3 separate regions of the Mus musculus genome follow, and regions 1 and 2 are each linked to region 3. The links are chromatin contacts, found by Hi-C or POLR2A ChIA-PET in ENCODE. All regions are on one chromosome and are shown on one strand. The core of a region is the stretch at or near the end of the contact, and the rest is flanking DNA. Distances in the headings are between cores, read along the strand shown.

Region 1 (2,757 bases), core at 55-2,554, 120 kb before region 3:
GTGTTCAGATAAGAGTAGAAAAAAACCCAGATCTGCATATGAACGGATGCTAACTGATTCCCACAAATGTTCGTGCAACACCTCACAGGGAGGTCTAGATGCGATTTCAAAACTCAGCAACCTGAATTAAGCCTTTTTCTGAAAGGTAACTGAGACCAGCCTCTGCAGTGGGGTGCTTAAGAGCATGGATAAATTTAGGTTCCTGCAAATTGGGGTCCAAGTGGGATTCCAGCCCATCATAGAATCCCGACAGACTGCTGTCTGCATAAAATACAGGCAGAGACAATCAAACCAGAGGTGAGCACTTAACCTAAATCTAGTCCTAATGCCTAGGCAACCAATTCTGTGCCTCTGGCCACATTCAATTTATCTCAGAAACCTGCACTGTTTTTATACCCATAAATGGGGACCTTCTGGTATCTTTTCTCCTGAGCAGGCTGATTACCCCCCCCCCCAAGATTTTACAGACCATGTACATATAATGTATAGCAAGGGCATATACAGGCAAGAGTTTCACCTTGTGGCTTCCAGGGGCAACCGACGTCTAGTTCTTCCCTGCATAATGGTATCTGTTTATCAGGTCTGTATCCTAGTATAGGTATATTTCAAAGCTGATTAAATTGGGCTGAGAAGATCTAACTCATAAAAAATAAAAGTGATTTCTCTCCAAAACTCCAGGGCCAAGAGTACAGGAGGCAGGAGTCCTTCTTAATTTGTTTAGGCCATGGTTCAATAGCTGCTTTTGGAACGAGCCAGGGCTCTGTGGGTAACTGGCAAATGGCAAGAGGTTCCCTGACTACTTACTTGCTGTTCAGTCCAGTGACTTTCTCTGAAATGGGAAAGCAGGCCAGTGAAGGTAACTTACCCACAGAGGGCAAAGGGAGCACCTAACCAACGCTGGGGGGGTGACAAGAATGGAATTTGCCCCCTGCGTGCTTCAGTGTGCAGCTTCCAGGTCCTGTTGGGGCCTCTGCAGCGCTGAGGTGCTGTTGACAACCCACAGGAGACACCCTGCCTCTCCCTGTTCCGTGGAGGAAGACAAGCACGCCGAGGCTGGCTTTCTCAAGAGCGGACCAGGTGAGGAAAGGCTTGCTATTCCATCTTCAACACTCTCACCTGCTGGGAATTTCCTTTGGCAAGACTATCAAAGGACTGCTTCTCCTTTTACTCTTTGTCTCTCAGGAGTCCCCGGCAAATGCCCCTGAGCCTGTAACAGCCTGTCTTCTCAGCACCCTGGCAATGGGTCAAGAATGCTTCCTGCATGTGACCCATTGTCATGCCTGTATCTCTCATGGTCCTGTCAGGACTAGGCTTAACCCCCACTTTCCAAATGAGGAAATCAAAGCCATGAGAGTCAGGCTCCTTGTCCAAGGTCACCCAGCAGCCTGCCATGGGTTCTAGAAGCTGGGCTCTAGCATTCAACCCTGAAAGGTCATGGCTATCTCCTTTTCTAGAGTCTTCCTTCCAGTCATAAAGTATTATTGGAATCCCGATTTAATCCCAGGGGTAATGGCTAACATCAATTGCTCATGTAACAGAATCTAGCGTCTCCTCGAGACAAATTTCCAGAAGATCTGTGTGAGAGAGTTTCTAGACTGGGTTAAGTTGAGTAACTTAAATAGTTTAAGGTTAAGAAGGAAGACTCACTCTAAGGATGAACAGAACCATGCCATTGGTCAGGATCCTGAACTAAATGAAACTGATAAAGCAAATAGAAGGCCAGTATAGGCATCGCTCTCTGAATTACAAATACAATGTGATTAGCTACTTCATGCTCCTGCCTCCGTGCATTCCCCACTACGGAGAACCAAACTGTAAGCCAAAAATAAACCCTCCCTTGGCTTTTGTTGGGTATATTGTCACAGTAATAATAATAGTAATAAAAATAAAATTAACTTACATATCAGGCCAGGCAGGGGCTAGGGATACTCCATGGGAAGATGGGAAGAGATATGTCCCATGCTCTCTATGATCACCAATGCAAACTCTTACCCAGCAATCCCCAAGTGATGGATTTGGAAAAGCCTCTCCTAGCAGCGTGGGCCTGGGTTGTTGCCTACTGGCAGAGGTATGCAGGATAAGCTTAGCCTATGAGGTCAAGGAGAGCCGCTGTGAATGCCAGCTGCTCGCTCACCTGCTGCTGGCCCTGCTCGCACTGGCATGCTCTGAGAAGCAAGGAAATACTGAGAAACGGCCCGCAGAATGCTCCACATTCTGCAAAGAAGAGCTCAGCCCCGGTACCGGAAGAGCAGCTTACAGCAGGGACTGGCCAGTTTTTTTCCTTTAAGGGACAGAAACCTTTCTGACTCTGTAGGGCACAAGCTCTCTGCCATGACTGGACTCTGCCCCTAAAGCGACAAATCAGCACAGAAAAAATAGAGGAGAATGGGTATGGTTGGAGTCTAATAAAACTTTATTTATAAATCAGGAGGCCTGTTTGTATGCTGACCACTGTGCTGTGGTGGCTAAGAGGTGACAAGAGGGGTCATATCAAAAACCACCTAAGAACCTGCTTTTGGCCCTTTTAGAATATTAGTACCTCAAGGTACACATCACATTTCATTTTTATTTTTGGCTGGAGAGGCAGACTTTTCCAGTCTACTTTTCAATAAGGTGGTTTCAGGCTTTGGGGCATTTGAGAACTACCAGTTCATCTCCCATCTTCATAGATGAAGCTGGCATTGAAAGCAATTATAGAGGATTGAAATCCCCTGTTTCCATCTTCAGAGGAGATGACTGCCACTATGTCATCCCTAA
Region 2 (2,790 bases), core at 208-2,707, 81 kb before region 3:
TCCCTCCCTCCCTCCCTCCCTCCCTCCCTCCCTCCCTCCCTCCCTCCCTCCCTCCCTTCCTTCCTTCCTTCCTTCCTTCCTTCCTTCCTATTGTTTTTTTCCCCCTAAGCCTAGATGTCAATTTATCCAAGCTGGCCTTGAATTTCCTATGGAGCACGAGTTAGATCGATCTTCAATCTCAAAGGCAGATTATAAACATGTCTTCCATGCTCAGAACTACAGTGAAAGGTCCCATCCTGTGTGCATCTACTGAGTGCTTCAGTGATCAGCTGTCCCTCACCCCACAGAGATCCCTGCACATATTGAACTTGTTTGTGCCTGCATCTCCTCCATGGTCCTTGAACCAATCTCCTAAATTAGCTTGGAGAATAAAGAATCTAGACTCCTATGCTACCAGAGCACAAGCTACAAATGGCCAGGTTAGGTTCACTCTGCCTTCATCCCATGCCCCACACCCACACATCTCTGCAAATACCTTCATAACTACATGGCTGCTTTTTCATTGAATTTGAGGAGCAGGAGGTAGGACTTTTGGGAATGATCCTATGAATACAGGGGCAGCAGCCACTTATTCCCTCAGTGGTACTCTGGATCAGAAACAGCCGCAGAGAGGAAGAAGAAAAGGAAGAGATGGCCTGTGTAGTCTAGTACACACTCATATACACTTAAAAGTGTCAAACAGGGCTCTGGAGAGTTCTTTGGCAAACATGAACTCACCCCAGATAAATGGCTCTGAATAGGCAGTGGATCCAAAGCTACCACTTCTCCCCGGAAATGTTCAGTCTCATGGGAGAGACAGGACACCTCAAAGAAAAGGACACAGTGGCCGTGAGCTGAGAGGCAGAGCAGCTGAGTCTGTCAAGGAAGCCAGAAGGGGATTTACAGACACTGTGGCAGGTGTGAAACCAAGATCAGGTGGAGACGGGGATCAGCTGGAAGAGTCAGGAAACTAGCCGAACAGTCTGCTGGATGGCAGCTTTGGTGATGAGGCTGGTGTACCTCTGAGACAGCGTTCCTTACTTCTTCACTGGGACACTGACGGTGGTGGCCTCTTCTACTACACCTCAAGGAGTCTTTCCAAGAGTTGTAACACACTGCAGCCCTCCAAAATAGAGTGTCCCATCGGAAGTCCCATGAAGGGTTAAGAAATGGATGTGGGAAGATGGAGAAGGCAATTGCATCCATGCCCCTAACAGACCAGCCTCCGAAAAACATGAAGCCCTAGATGCCAGAGAATGACTGTGCCCTGTAGATTTGTACTAAGCTTTCACCTCGATATATCACCCAAAGAAAGAAAACTGGGAGGGGGGTGCGAATTCCAAAAAGATGACGCAGCCCTAAAAATCAAGATAGAGAATGCCCCGAGCAACTCATAGCACGGAATAACTGAAATGGAATTTCCTCCCCGTCAGTGGAAGGCACAGGTTCTCAACTCCAGCGAGGGGGGCCCCGGAGCCAGCCATGTGAATCAGCTCCTTGTTTGCAGTTCCAGGGAACCAGAGTCAGGAAGGGGCTGGGTGTGGAATGTGTACTTTCTTCAGCTATCACTCTCCCCCCACACACACACACCCCTCCCCTTCTGTTTACACCCTCAGTAAGACTGCGGCTTGGGCTACCCCACATGTAGAATCGCTGAGGTGATCATTCAAAAGAAGTCCTTCTGGGCTGGGAAGTAACTCAGTACAAAATCCAGAAGAACTGGATTCGATGCATAGCACCTAATAAAACCAGACTATGTGGTGCAAACTTGTGATCACAGCAACCAGGAGATAGAGGCTGAAGCTTAGAGTCATTCTCTGCTGTCCATTAAGTTTGAGGCTAGCCTGTGGTACCTGAGACCCTGTCTCAAGTGGGATGGGTTGGTGGGGGGGGGGGGGGACTAGACAGGGTGCTGATTTAAACTGGTGAGGATTTAGTAGGAAAATGCCAGAACTTTCTGGCTTCCTCTCCTCAATCTGATCATTGGAGGCGCCATGTAATCAGCTAGGAATCCAGGAAAAACGGTCTGAACTAGAGAGCAAGGAGCAAGCTTCCTCTTCCACCAGCCCTGCCTGTCACACCTGCATTCACTGTCCCCTAGCAGACAAAAAGGCACAGCCTCCAGTCATCCTCCTGAGCACTGGCTGGCTTAGGTTTATGACTTCCAGAGACTGCGGGAGAGCAGTGACTATAAACAGAAAAGGCCCTGTCACTTCCACAGGCTTCAGGTATCCAGCCTCTTGCTGGTAGTCAGAGTGTCTTCTGAGGGCCCTTGATGTCTGAATCTGCAGGAAGCAGCAACCTGCCACCTACGGACTAAACGTGGACACTTGTTGGGTAGCAAGCAGATGATGGAGAAAGGTGTGTCCAGAAGCCCCAGGGAAGGGATCCCATCTTAGAGTGCGTGCTAGCTGGGGACTGGACCCCTCCCATCTTCCATTTCAACACTTGCAGGATGACGATTATACAGCTTTTTCACCTTTGGAACTGCTAGGAAAATTAAATCGAACACTGGCACATTGGGAATGTCCAATAAAGTAGAACATGTAAAATCCTGGACGTTGGTGTCCACCCAGACACCATGCCATTTGATATATATGTGAGAACCGGGTTCACATCAGCCCACAGAAGCATCAGGAAGGCATTGGCTTCATCAGACAACAAAACTAAGCCACTTTCCTCAGTCTTACATGGGAAGCAGAGGGCATCAGATATGTCAGTTAAGCCGTTTATCGCTGGTTCATCACACCACGGAGGGGGGCCAATCTGATCAGCCCCACCTGAATTCCCCCAGTTTTCTCTTTCCCCCTC
Region 3 (2,771 bases), core at 200-2,699:
CTAGCACACATCCAAGCACTGAGAGCAGGCCACCACGAGGTTTTTCCCAGTCATGGAGTCCATGTGACGTTTCTGATTTCCTGACAGCTTTGCTCCTTCTAAATCTTTTAAGAAGTCCCACTTGGAGCTCCAAGGATAGAAACACAAACGCTTTCCCACTGGCTAGAGCTTTAAGAAGGACTAGCTATGACCATAGGACTGTGCAAGTGAACAAGCCCAAACTTGTCACTGCCCATATGCAAAACAGGCCTGCAACATCCTACCACATGCACTTCAACAGAGACCTGCATCCTTAGCCCTCCCCAACACACAGACACACAGACAGACAAACAGACAGACAGACAGGCAAGCAGGCAGGCACACACACACACACACACACACACACACACACACACACACACATTTGGCTTTCTCTAGGTCAAATGACAACAACCCCTTAAAAACACAAGAGCAGAAAGGAAACAAAAACCTCACTTCTCCCTATACTCTCTTAAGTGATTTCTCTCCTTAAGCTTCTAGAACGTTCTGGAGAGCTCAAAAGGACAGATTATCACCCACTAGTAAACTAGTAAGAAAATCCATGATGTGTCTACACATAGGCACATGTAGCTTCATGGCTGCGCTTCCTGGAAGTCTGCACAGTTCTCCCACACCACTCATAGGTACAGCAGAAAATACTAGCCAAGAAAGGGCCAATCTAGTTAAAGCAACAAGCTATCCAAAAAGAATTAGCAAGGATGAAGGCGTGGGGGCCTTCCACGAACACAGGAACGCAATACAAAAGCACAGAAAGTTTCCTGACACAGGGAGTTTTAGGAGATCACCTTCTTTCTGCCCCGAGGGGGTGTCTCGGAGGAGGGCTGGCCAAGGATGGAGGGAGCATCACTAGACTAGACTCAGACTTCCAGTTTCGTAAATGAGGCCTCCAAACCACATCAGCGGCCCCAAATCTGCGCTGATTGCAGGGGGCGTCTCTCTCTTTTAGACCTGAGGAAATGGGCTCTTGATCAAGTGCATAAATCCAGAATTACCTCTATGTAGAGGCCATCCTGGGAAATCTCCCTCGCACCCACACTTCTCACCCACACCCAAACTCTCTGGCAATCTCGAGTCTAGTGATGAGGAAAAGTGCAAGGTTAACACGCGCTCGTGGGAATGCAAAAGCCACTTTCCTCTATCCAGACTCTGCATCCCTGGGCTCCAGAGTTTCCAGGGGATAAACTTGGAACTTACAAGAGGGTGGATCCAGCCGTGACTCCGAGGTCACCGGGGCTGCCAACATCCTTTCCACGCGGATATCCACTCGGGGGGCTCTGGGAATGCTAAGTTCGTAGCTTCTCTTCATCCTGGCCTTGCCGAGCCCGCTTGACCAGTGGGTCCATGTGCTCGGCGGCCACACGCGCTCTGCCTGGTAGAGCGCGGGGCTGGCGGGTGGCCCGTGACGTCACGGCGGCTCGCTCCCGGCCGCGGGGGAGGGGGAGAAGCGCGCGCCACCGGGCAGGCCGCGTGTGTCCCCGATCTCCTGGTGTCTGGAGGTTTCTGACCTGAGGGATCCAGCTCGCCCCTCTGCCTGCTGCCCTAGGCAATGAAGGGGCATCAAGCCTGAGAGGAGAACCGCATGGAGGTGGCGTGCCACTGAGGCTGCTTAATGCCCAGATGGCCCTAGTAGAGAGCACACTCTGTCAGTCCTGGGCTGGGAGGTTCTAGCTGCACTCAAACCTAGGTCCTACATAGGTCCCACACAGCCTGGGGCTATGCCCAGGCGAGGTCAACTAGCTTTCCCACCTCCCCTCCCCACCCTCCCCTCCCCCACACTATTCCTTTTTAAGGTAGACATCCCATCCCCCTTCACCTTGAAGCTTAGCAGTCTTCCCACTTTTCGGATAGGGAAGGAGACTCCAGTGAATTAAAAGGACCAAACTGCTCAGAAAATAGGTCAGTAGTTCCTACAGAAGACCCCCCCGAATCTGTTCTATTTCAGAACTCTCATCTGAGAGCAGTCCTGGGTACCATCCATCATCTGTGGTTCTGGAGAGAAGGACGTACTAAGCAAACTCTAGCTGAGAGAGGACCACCTGTCTGCAGCATCCTCCATTCTTGGTCCGTACAGGGTATTACACTAACCTCTCAAATGTGCAAAAGCCTCTGCAAAGAACGAAGGCTGGTGTGAAAGGCACGCGTATACCACGATATTCTTTTCGCTGTATTCAATCCAGCACCGAACAGGTGCACGTCTCTAGTACCATTTAGTCAAGCGCGGCAACGTGCTACAACCAGAAAGGGGAATGAAAGATGAGGTAGACTCAGATCCTAGAGGGAAACCGGAGTCCTGTGGAAAGCGGGTTGCATAACTAGGTGATACCAGGATCGCGGAAAGTAACGCGGGTCCACTCTTCTCTCAGCACACTATACCTCACTTTATTTCAATCTCTCAGAGAGTCTTTATCTCCTCCCTCCCTCTACGTTCCCCCTTCAATGTCTTCACTTTCATTACTTCTTAGCCACATGAAGATGTCTCTGTTGAAGAGAAAATTTACCATACTCGTGTGTGCCAGTGCGATATGCACGGATAATCGCGCTGTGTGTGGTTGGTTTCCACCCTGAGAGTGACCGAACAGATCTTCCGATTATCTCCTTCAGATTATCTCCTTCTTGTGCTAGAGAGTGAAGAGGGTTCTGAATTCTATGTCTGTATGTGCTTTCGATGTGTCAGACATTTCCCAAACCACCTGCTGCGACCTTGGGGAGAAGCAACCACAGGCTCTCAGAGG

What was found. Hi-C counts contacts between places; a loop is a spot of excess contacts on that map. ChIA-PET counts read pairs that join two places held with the same protein, here RNA polymerase II (POLR2A).
Region 1: POLR2A ChIA-PET joins it to region 3 with 12 read pairs in Patski. The contact joins the enhancer-like site here to the promoter of Pvt1 in region 3. A Hi-C loop is called at or near these places in 1 of 37 maps with a recorded cell type or tissue (v-Abl transformed pro-B cells). POLR2A ChIA-PET finds 5 or more read pairs at or near these places in 3 of 5 experiments (Patski and embryonic stem cell).
Region 2: POLR2A ChIA-PET joins it to region 3 with 15 read pairs in Patski. The contact joins the enhancer-like site here to the promoter of Pvt1 in region 3. POLR2A ChIA-PET finds 5 or more read pairs at or near these places in 3 of 5 experiments (Patski and embryonic stem cell).

Annotation. Positions count from the first base shown.
Region 1 is chr15:62,160,643-62,163,399 of GRCm38, reverse strand. All of the region lies in intron 1 of Pvt1 (Pvt1 oncogene), which reads right to left. Among named protein-coding and RNA genes, the nearest start is that of Pvt1, 120 kb to the right of the region's middle. Within about 2 kb of position 1,304, at least 1 of the 3 ENCODE cell types and tissues checked has a DNase peak (open chromatin) inside an H3K27ac peak, as active enhancers do.
Region 2 is chr15:62,117,843-62,120,632 of GRCm38, reverse strand. The region is part of intron 1 of Pvt1 (Pvt1 oncogene); the gene reads right to left. Among named protein-coding and RNA genes, the nearest start is that of Pvt1, 81 kb to the right of the region's middle. Within about 2 kb of position 1,457, at least 1 of the 3 ENCODE cell types and tissues checked has a DNase peak (open chromatin) inside an H3K27ac peak, as active enhancers do.
Region 3 is chr15:62,036,664-62,039,434 of GRCm38, reverse strand. It overlaps Pvt1 (Pvt1 oncogene), which reads right to left and starts at 1,449. Exons shown (of 5, transcript NR_132747.1): 1 at 1,234-1,449.